2 separate regions of the Homo sapiens genome follow, and region 2 is linked to region 1. Evidence: chromatin loops called from intact Hi-C (ENCODE). Cell type or tissue: Calu3. All regions are shown on one strand. Links, peaks and the distances in the headings refer to the core of each region. The heading gives the core; the rest is flanking DNA. Region 1 overlaps CASR (calcium sensing receptor). Region 2 overlaps CASR (calcium sensing receptor).

Region 1 (5,389 bases), core at 1-5,000:
TTTCGTTTACTTGCTTCAATTATCCCAGAGATTTGAAGAAAAGGCACATTGGGGAAGAGTCCATGTCAAGTTCTAAACACACTTATCTTTCCCCTTAAACTGGATCTTCCAAGTGCAGTTTAGGTAGTCTGTTACTGAGAGAAATAATGCAGGCTGTTTTCTGAAATGCTCTGGATTTCCAGAACTTAACACCACAGTAGTTCCTATTCCTTAAAACAGAACTTCATCAGTCACACCTTGCTGTTGCTTTTCCCATCTCCACTCCAGGATTCCCTAACTGGCATGCCTAGGATTTTTCCTCTGTAGGAACCTGGGAGAGCGGGTGCTTTATACCTGCCTCCCAGGTGTCCAATGAAGGGGCTGAGGGACAAAGCTTTGTGGTGGACAAAAGGGGAGGGGAAGATGTAGGAGAAGTTGGAGGGGAAGTAGGAAGGAAGAAGCAGGCCAAGACCCTTGAGTAGAGAAGACTCCTCAAGCACAGAGCCCTGTCATTTGGGAACAGTCTCCATATAATTTCTAAGAGACCACACATGCGAGTTACTTCCTGCCAATACAGCACAGTCAGCTCTGTTCCAAGACTTCTATGCTAGACCAAAACATAGTAAGTGAAAAAAAAAAATCAGCAAATCAACCAGTTTTTGTCTCTATGATAAAACAGAGTGGTTGAAATTAAATTAGTTAAAAATTTTCTTTTTTACTGAATTAGCAGGTTCTTTAGGAGCTGTGTCCATTGTTTAAAATCACCTAATAGGTACTCCAGTCTCCACATTTTTCCTTTATTTTGTTTATCTTTTCATATTGCATAACCTTGAACTGGATCCCAACCATGTCAGAAAGTTCAGGCTGATTAGAAGCTGCCACTTCTAAGACTTTTTGGTGGAAGAGAGTGGGGAGGAGAGGGTGAGAAAATAATGACTGATCCTTGTGATAGGGTAGGGGTATAATGAAGAGGAAGAAGTTAACTACAAGTTTGAGACTGGTGAGGAGTTGCATATAATTCTTAAGATAACACGGCAATAAGTAAGTAAGAGGTAAAAAAATCATTCATCATTCATCATTCAAAATGTTTATAGAGTGCCTGGCTATGTGCCAGTCACTGGGAACTAACTGGTATATAAAACCAGGTGAGGTCCCTGCTCTCCTGGAGCTTACAGATGCTTTGGGGTGGCAGCTGTTAGGAAAATAAATATTGACTATATGTTATTACAAACTAAGATAAACTGTCTGAAGGAAAGAAACGAAGTTCTTTGAGGGTGTATACAGACTGAACTGTGAGACCAGGGAAGCCTTTCTCAAGGAGATCTCCCTTGAGCCAAGATTCAAAGATGGAGAGGAAGGTTGAGGATATATTTGTTGTTTACGTAGGACCAGAATGTATCCACTAGGAATGGTGTTTGGCTGCTAGTCATTAAGAAGACTAACTGCCATGTGACATTTGCTGTACTACATGAGCACATGTGCCAACTTGGCATTTTTGGCACTTTGGGAAAGAATGCTTTGTTATCACAGTATCAGTTGCATTGTCTTCAGTTGGTCATGGTTTGCCATTGCTGTATTCTTGCTTTATAATTAAATGTTTCAATTAACTTTATGCTTATCCACTTATTTTATTGTGTACAATAAAATGTGTGCATTGCAGTTCAAATGTGAATCATCCATATTCCCATTAATAAGGTAAATATATATATAACCCTGATACCAAATGTGGTTTATACACTGACTGTTCAATGTTATCACTAAATAGATTCTTTAGGTGAAAATAGGTGTGGCAGGTGGGCTGTAATATCTTCCTTCCATCCCTAGCCACTGCTCTAATTGGGAGGATGCCAGAATTTTTCAATTATTCTAAAGCTGCATGATCCTTTTCAAAGATTCATATATAGCTCTTTAGTAAAGAAAAAAAATCACCAATTGCACTGAAGCAACATATTTAACATTCAAACAAATATTTTTATTCATTCGACAGTGTTTACAGTAAACCTTGTATGTGCTCAGAGCTGTGCTAGACAGTATAATTAAAACTGATTACTAGGACAGAGTCCCAACATTTAAGGAGTTCATAGAAGTCTGAGAGGGAGTCATGCTCATCCATGTGCAGGTAGTATTGTGTTCATTACAATTAAAGCATAATCAGGGTACGTTCATGTATAAGGGAAGGGAGTGGTCAATTCTACCAAAGGAGGAAGGGTCAGGGAAAGGTTCTTGGAGGAGGTAACGCTTGAGTTGAATCTTGAAAGATGAGGAGTGACACCAGGTAGACAAAAGAAGAAGGTATAATGGGAGAGAGATTCATGTGCAAAAACAAGCAATTAACAACAACTAAACCAGAGGCATGAAACATCATGTCAAGTTCTAGGACCTGCAAGTGGTTCAAGGAGCTGAAGCATAAGGAGCCAAGAGGTAGGGAGGCTAGCAAAGTGGCTAAAGTATGCATGATGGGGTCACAGAAACAAAGATTTGAGTCGTGGTTCTGCCACTTTCTAGCTGTGGGACCTCAGTTAAGTAATTTAGCCACAGTAATTAATGGTAATAAAGGTAATACTTTCCTCATAGGATTGCTGCAAAGATTCAGATAAGATATGCACAGATTATGTACTCAGGAATTGTTGGCTATTCATTATTTATTCTAGGGCAAAGGAAGCTGCTGGAGGGTTTTACATAGAGGAGTGACTCGTGAGCATTTTTGCAATCACTCTGGCTGCATGTGGATGCTGAGTTGAAGGGGGCTCATTTGGAACAAAGTAAATATTTAGAGACATTATAACCATTTAGATAATGGTAATGATGGCCTGAACCATGGCGGTCATGGCAGCAGCCATGGAGAAAACTAGCTAAATGCTTGAGATATCGTCAAAGTAGACTCCACCACAGAACTAAGTTACTCATTAGATGTGGTCAGTGAGGGAGAGGATTTGAAGAGGTGAAGCCTGAGATTCTGGTCTGTTATCCTTTGACTCTGTCATTCAAGTGATCTTGGGATAGAAAAGAAGAAGTGAGTATCAACCAGGACTGGGGATCAGGAATCTGGGAAGTGCTTGTATACAGAGAACTTCATGATCGGTACCAAAAAAAATGCTATCTCTGATTCAGAAGAGCCCTTGACCATTTCTGTGTCTGAACATAAAATAGGATCAGTTAATCCATACCAAATATAATATCCATCTTCTCTCTCTCTCTTTTTCTCTCTCTCTATTTCTGGGAGGCTTTCAGTTCAAAGTGGGTGGACATTAGACTTCACCTATTTGTCATTGCCTTGAAGTGACAGATGTACCCTCACTCCATGCCTGGTACTGTTGGTTCAACTCTTGCCTGACACCAGCCTGATTCACTTTTTTCTCCTTTTTCTCATGTCTTCTCATATACAATAAGCACTAACTGAGGTGTCCACATGGACTTTATTAAAGTCCATGAGAATTAGAGGATTCAGGTAGTTCCTATTTCATCATGCAATGCAGTCTTGGTAACCACAGTATCCATTCATAAGGCAGGAAACAATACAGACATGTGTGATAGTGTTTGTTGAAAAGCTGCCGAGAGCTTTATTACTGTTTCCACCAAAGGTGGATACTAGGAAGTGCTGATTAAGGGTGTGCTTTTGGATTCAGTTGCTCAAACAACTGTATTATTACTCAAAGCCACAGAAATGAACATTATAATTAGGCAGAGCCAAATGAGTGAGATGGTCAAATATGAAATGAGGAAAACAAGATCAGCCTCTGCCGTGGACAGTCTAGTTTGGTGGAAGGTGGGCTTTCTATCTCTGACCTTCAGCATGACATTAACCTAGCTGAGCCTCAGTTTTTAGTGGTGGACCTTCCTTTGAGATCTGTGAAGCTAAGGTAATGTCTCCTTCACAGGGCGGTTGTGAAGTTTAAATGAGTTAAATGTGCTAAACACAATGTGTGGCGTATGGTGGGTGCTTAACTAGCTGATATCCTTTGGCTCAGTTAATCCCCAGGGTCTTTCCTCACATTGAAAAAGCAGGAAGCATGCAGATTTCTTGGGTTAAGTAACCTGAATTAATTTGTTTTAATGTGTTTTTCATCTATGATTGATTTTTTTTCCCTGGGAACCAGGGTGGAAACCTGTTTTCCTCCACCCTCAGTGAATGCTTATCAGTGATGATGGGGGCAAAGGTAATATGATACCTGCAGAGAGGAAACTAATTTTAGCCATTCTTCCTTCAACAAGTCTGTCACACACATGCAAGTAAAATTACTAACAAATAGAAAAATTGAGTAATTTGACTTCTTCCTCCCATATTTTCTGTTGGTAGAGTTCCTATTAAGCATATTTTTTGTTTATCTTTTGTTTTTCATGTAGGTAGAAAGAAGCAGGCTCAAAGAAATTGCAGTTGTACCCCTCAATAATTGTTTGTCCTTAGGAACAAAGTTTTGCTTTTCTCCTCTTAACAGAAGTTGATGGTTGAAAGAATTATCATATCTTTCATATAGTTTTTCTAAATATTCTATAATTTGACATAAGCTTTTAGTTTAGTTTTGTTCACCAGTTGGGTCCCAACTGCATGTCAGATGTTGAGTTGGCACTGTGTACTCAGAGACGCCAGCTGTGGTGCCCAGATCTCCAGTCTGGTAGCCCTTGTGAGAGAGACTGGGTAGGAAGAGAAGTGGGGTGGAGGGTGCAAGCTGATCTTAAACAGCTGATGGTGGTGGGAGTGACACTCAGGCTGAGGCTCTCTACCACAGCTTCAGGCTTCCAGTCCATCCAATCATGCACTCCTTTGGGTCAGGATCTGGGTCTACTCATCCCAGTGCCCCAAGCCCCTGCCAGTTAGAGCCCTTATGTGCTAAGTGCTTGTCGATTAAGAGATTCGGGGAAAGGTAGTGAGGAGGCTAGGTGATCTTCTCTTTTCACACTCTTAAAAATGAAAATAGTCCAAGTAAAGTTTATACTCCATGCAATTATCAACCAATTTCCATTCATCCTCATCTTTTGAGAGGCAGTACACTGCAGTGGTAATAGCCTAGGGCCAGGAATTAGACTACCCGAGCTTGTATCTCAGTTTGACAGCTCACTAGCTTCGTGACCTTGGGCAGGTTGTCCAACCTCTCTATGCCCCATTTTCCTTATCTGTAAACTGCAGTTAATTAACACTACTTACCTCTTTGGTTGTTAAAAGACTTATATGAGCTAATACACGTTGTTAAAGCTCATCAAGCATAGACAGCGTGTCTTATTCAACACTGAAACTCCAGAATCCATCATAGTGCCTGGTACACTGGAGGAGCTGAATGAATCAATGAATGAATGAATGAATGAACAAATGAATGAGTGACTTAGTGAATGAACAAATCTCAGTATATAGACTGGTATAACAGTCAGCAATTGACAAAGCACCCTCTTAATATTAATTCATTTGATTCCCAGA
Region 2 (5,389 bases), core at 279-5,278, 58 kb after region 1:
CGTGGTACTGGAATAACAACAGACACATAGCTCAGTGGAACAGAATAGAGAACCCAGAAGCAAATCCACACACCTACAGTGAACTTGTTTTTGACAAAGGTGCCAAGAACATGCATTGGAGAAAAGACTGTCTCTTCAATAAATGGTGCTGAGAAAATTGGATATCCAAATGCAGAAGAATGAAACTAGACCTCTGTCTCTCACCATATACAAAAATCAAATCAAAATGGATTAGATACTTAAATATAAGACCTCAAACTATGAAACTACTAAACAAAAACACTGGGGAAGCTCTCCAGAACATTGTAGTGGGCAAAAATTTCTTGAGTAACACTCCAGAAGCACAGGCAGCCAAAGCAAAACTGGATAAATGGGACCACATCCAGTTAAAAACCTTCTGCACAGCAAAAGAAACAATCAACAAAGTGAAGAGACAACCCACAGAATGTGAGAAAATATTCGCAAACTAGCCATCTGACAAGGGATTAATAACCAGAATATTACAAGCTCTAACAGCTCTATAGGAAAAACATCTAATAATCCGATTTAAAATGGGTAAAAGATCTGAATAGACCTTTCTCAAAAGAAGACATATGAGTATGAAACAGGAATATGAAAAGGTGCTCAACATCACTGATCATCAAAGTAATGCAAATCAAAACTACAGTGAGATATCATCTCACCCCAGTTAAAATGGCTTTTATCCAAAAGACGGGCAATAATGAATGCTGGCAAGGATGTGAAGAAAAGGGAACTCTCATACGCTGTTGGTGGGAATAAAAATCACTACAACCACTATGCAGAACTGTTTGGAGGCCCCTCAAAAAACTAAAAATAGAGCTACCATACAATCCAGTAATCCCACTGCTAGGTATATATACCCCAAAGAAAGGAAATCAGTATATCAAAGGGATATCTGCACTTTCATGTTTGTTGCAGCAGTATTCACAAAAGCCAAGATTTGGATGCAACCTAAGTGTCCATCGAAAGATGAATGGATACAAAAAATGTGTTACATAAACACAATGGAGTACTATTCCATCATAAAAAAAAAAATGAGATCCTGTCATTTGCAGCAACATGAATGGAACTGGAGATCATTATGTTAAGTGAAGTAAGCCACGAAGATGGACTTTGCATGTTCTAACTTATTTGTGAGAGCTAAAAATTAAAACAATTGAACTCATGAACATTGAGAGTAGAAAGATGGTTACCAGAGGCTGGAGAGGGTAGTCGGGGAGTGGGGAGGAAGCAGGGGTGGTTAATGGGTACAAAAAGTAGTTAGAAAGAATGAATAAGACCTAGTATTTGATAGTATAATGGGATGACTATAGTCAATAATAATTTAATTATACATTTTTAAATAACTAAAAGAAAATAATTGGATTGTTTGTAACACAAAAGATAAATGCTTGAGGGGATGGATACCCCATTTACCATGATGTAACTATTACAAATTACATGCCTTTATCAAAATATCTCAGGTACCCCAGAAATATATATACCTGCTGTGTACCCACAAAAATTAAAAATTAATAAAAGAAAGTTCATAGCAGCACTGTTCATTAAAACCCCAAAGCGTTCATTAGCAGGAGAATGGATAGGTAACGTGTGGTAGAATCATAGGAAAATACTATACAATAATGAGAAAAAACAAACTATGGTTACATACAATATAGATGAATCTTGCAAGTATGTTGGACAAAAGAAGCCAGATACTACATAATTCTACTTATATAAAGTTCAAAAACAGGAAAATCCCATCTTTGATGGTAGAAGTCAGAGTACTGGCCATCTTTGGGGAAGGTAATGACTCTAGGGAGGCATGAGTGGGGGCTCCGGAGTTCTGGTTCTGTTTTTTGATTTGGATGCTGGTTACATGAATGTTTACATTGTGGAAATTCTTGTATGATTTGTGCATATCTGATGTCTATCATGCTTCAATTAAAATTTTATTTTAAGAGTGAGAGAAAGATAAGGGAGATAAAGATAAGGGAGTAAAAATAGATAATAACAAATAGGATGGAAGATAAGAAGTATCAATAAGCATAGTTTTCAAAATATATTTCAAAGGATATACAGTATGAATAGGTGGTAAAATCTAAGTAAAATCTTTTTTGCAATGTTTTTCATGTTTAACGTTTATGTCCCTTCATATAGCCATTGTTTTAATAACATTCTACCACATATTTTCTGGTTTAAAAGTAATGTACTTGTCTGTGTGTATCTATGGAGGATTGGTTCAGGACCCCCTCAGATACCAAAATCTGCAGATGCTCAAGTCTCTTATATAAAATGGCATAGTATTTGCCTATAACTTATCCGCATCCTCCTGTATATTTTAAATTATCTCTAGATTACTTACAATATCTAATATAACGTGAATGCTCCATAAATACTTGTTATACTCTATTGTCTAGGGACTAATGACAAGAAAAGAAGTCTGTACATGTTCAGTACGGATACAGCCATTCATCTTTTCCAAATATTTTCAATCTGAAGTTGACTGAATCCATGGCTGCAGAACCCACATGTATGGAGGACCAAGTGTACATGTTTATTTTATTAAATTTCAGAAACAAAAAATAAAACAGGGAAGAAACCAGAATTCCATCAATGAGATCTAATCATCCTTAACATTTCGGTGTGTATCCTACCAGTCTTTCTGTCTTATGATTTATGAAGTTTTTAAAAGGATGGGGTGAGGAGAGAAGCAAGGAATGATAGGCATGTGGTTGAGGATAATGGCTTCTTTAGTGCCAACATGGCACATGTATACATGTGTAACAAACCTGCACGTTGTGCCAATGTACCCTAGAACTTAAAGTATAATAATAAAAAAAAAAGAGGCACAAGAACAGGATGTAATACAGGAACCCACCGGTAGGTTACTATGGGTGTTTTTTGTTTTAGGTGGTAGATTAATTATTAAAAATAACTTAGGAAATAAAAGTCGGCCAGGTCTGGACCAATAATGAGGATGTATCACCAACAAAGGATTATGATTAATCCAATTTTGTGCACCTGCGGTCCAATTAAAACTAAAAGAATTCTCATAATAAATAGATTCTGTGCTGTAATTGAAAGTAAGTTTAGTCCTCTGAAGTCCTAAACTGACATTTTAAAGACAAACTGTGCACTGACAAATCGGGGGGAAAAAATTACTTCCCTTTTCAGTAAGAAGAAGCTTGCCCTTTGATTACTAAACCTCACATAGTTTTACAATGATTTGTGAATTCCAGCTCCTGTTCATGATAACATTGGCCATAATGATTCAAACGTTCATGTGTCAGAACGTTTCAGTGTAAACCAGATAAACTTCCCAGGTCCCTTCTATCTCTAAAATTCTGTATTTTAGATTAATGACCTGATGTGTCTACCCACTCAATTAATAAAGCAAGAATGACTTTTCCAGACCCTTTCCTGTTAATTACACAGAGAGTTTCAACTGGGGACAGTTCTTATTGCTCACAGCAAAAATCCAGATTTATTGGTTTGTTTTCGTGTTTATATCCCTGTTGCTGTTAATAAAAATGAAAGGTTTAATGTGTTGAGGAAATCAGGGTAAAATATGTGCAAGAATTTAAAATAATGCACACGTAATGTTAGAACACTAAAATGCATGCTTTTGGTTTCTATTTTAGCTACAGCGGAGCCACAAACTTGGCTTACAGCTTCCTAACACTCAAAGAAGGAAACAGGAGAAGAGAGAAGATTTGTAATGCCTATAAAATAATTTTGGCCAGGTTTTCCAAAGAAAACCAGAATTTCCATGTGCTTAGAAAGATGTCCCCACGATGTGCTAGAACAGGCTTCTATCGGCGCTTGAGAGCCGATGGTTAAATATTCAGATTTTTTACAAATATGTTGTTAAACCATTGGTAGCTTGAAACTGACCATGGTGGGAATATTTAGCATACACCACAAGTCAGGTCTTGTTTTTCTTTTAGAAGCCAGACTACAAGCACACCACCACATGTCCCCAGTGGTCCTCAGACAAAGACACTGTGTGAGGTCAGGAGAGTTGCAAGTGGATGGGGAAAGGCTCAGTGTACAACTTTCTATGTACAATAGAAACCCATCCCTCAGGAGTAGCGGAGAACAGAAACATATGCCTGACCAGAGAATGACTTCAAAGTTACATCAGCAGTCACCCACCCCACCTGAGTCCTTCTTTCCAATAATACCCTTTGGAATTTCATACCTGGGATTACAAAAACTGCTATGCCCATTGAGGGGCAGACATATCTCCCCATTCAAAGATACACCTAAACAAATGCGAGAATCTCAGATTACAGACTTTATGCTTTCCACTCAGTCAGCCCTTCCAAGCCCATGTTTCACGGCATCATGAAAAGTGTCCTTCAGGGAAGAAAAAAAGTGTCCCATACCAAAATAAGCAATAATCTTTATTGCAGGACTTCTCAGAGCCTTTAAGGAGGCATATGTGCTCCTGTGGCAGAGTGTACATTAGTTCCCAAACTTGTTTTACCCCAGAACACTTCCTGGTGACACATCTTGGGACATCATACTGAAAAATGCCACCCTGGGTAGTCAGGGTTCCTTATGATTTGGAGAGGCAACGCCAGGATGTTATTCCACAGAAATGTTTCTTTTATGTAGGACTTGAGGCTCTGGCATTTTTCTTTATAAAAACATGAGTTGCATATCTTCGCTTTTCAAATGAACCATTTCATTAACTCTGTTGGTGTTCATACATCCGTCAGCAGAGCTGACTTAAGGCATAAAGGAAACAGTTCAGGACAAGAAGTTTCTTAACTTCCTGTGGGCTATGTCGCCAGCAACTCACTCAGTCCTATGTGGACACAGAGTTTGTTATGTTGCCGGCAGTACACACAAGTATGCACCCACTCAACCATCATCATGGAGCCCCTCCATGTTCCAGGCCGCGGATGGGACAGACCTGGCCCTGTCTTCAAGGAGCTCAGGATGCAGCATTAATGAATGTCAGCTTCCTCTATTTACAGCCTTTCTTTGCTTTGTCTAGGCTTCTGTTTCCCCACTTTGCTCTGTGCCCTGTGCTGCTCCTCACCACTCTTGTTCATCCTTTTCCCTCCCTTCCCTGATAGCTTTTTCCAATGACTCACAAGAACCCACCCAGCTCAGCTGCTTTTCATTACGCTCCTGTCTTTGCATTTTTCCAACTCAATTAAGCCATTACCAGAACTAAATGAGGCATGGACTCCCCAAAAGTCACACCTGTTGTCAGGGAGATGGAGGGCAAGACCATGTGCAGCTGGCAGGCAGACAGCAGAAGCCGGGCTTGGGCTTGCGGGAGGCAGCCAAGGGTGACCGGGCAATTTGTGTTTCCCCCAGTGCCGAAAGAGGGCCCTCATTTTAAAACAACATGTGCCTTGCTTTGGTACAG

The links. Peaks named below come from ENCODE experiments on the same cell type or tissue, not always from the same donor. Only the 100,000 strongest peaks of a DNase experiment are listed, where the experiment ranks them.
Region 2: a loop joins it to region 1, with 3 times the contacts of the local background. A loop is called at or near these places in 1 of 110 quality-filtered maps.

Annotation. Positions count from the first base shown.
Region 1 is chr3:122,185,438-122,190,826 of GRCh38, forward strand. All of the region lies in intron 1 of CASR (calcium sensing receptor), which reads left to right. Among named protein-coding and RNA genes, the nearest start is that of CASR, 4.5 kb to the left of the region's middle. In Calu3, for the core only: no CTCF peak of the experiment used is centred there; no DNase peak of the experiment used is centred there.
Region 2 is chr3:122,242,802-122,248,190 of GRCh38, forward strand. The region is part of intron 1 of CASR (calcium sensing receptor); the gene reads left to right. Among named protein-coding and RNA genes, the nearest start is that of CASR, 62 kb to the left of the region's middle. In Calu3, for the core only: no CTCF peak of the experiment used is centred there; a DNase peak (open chromatin) is centred at 2,880.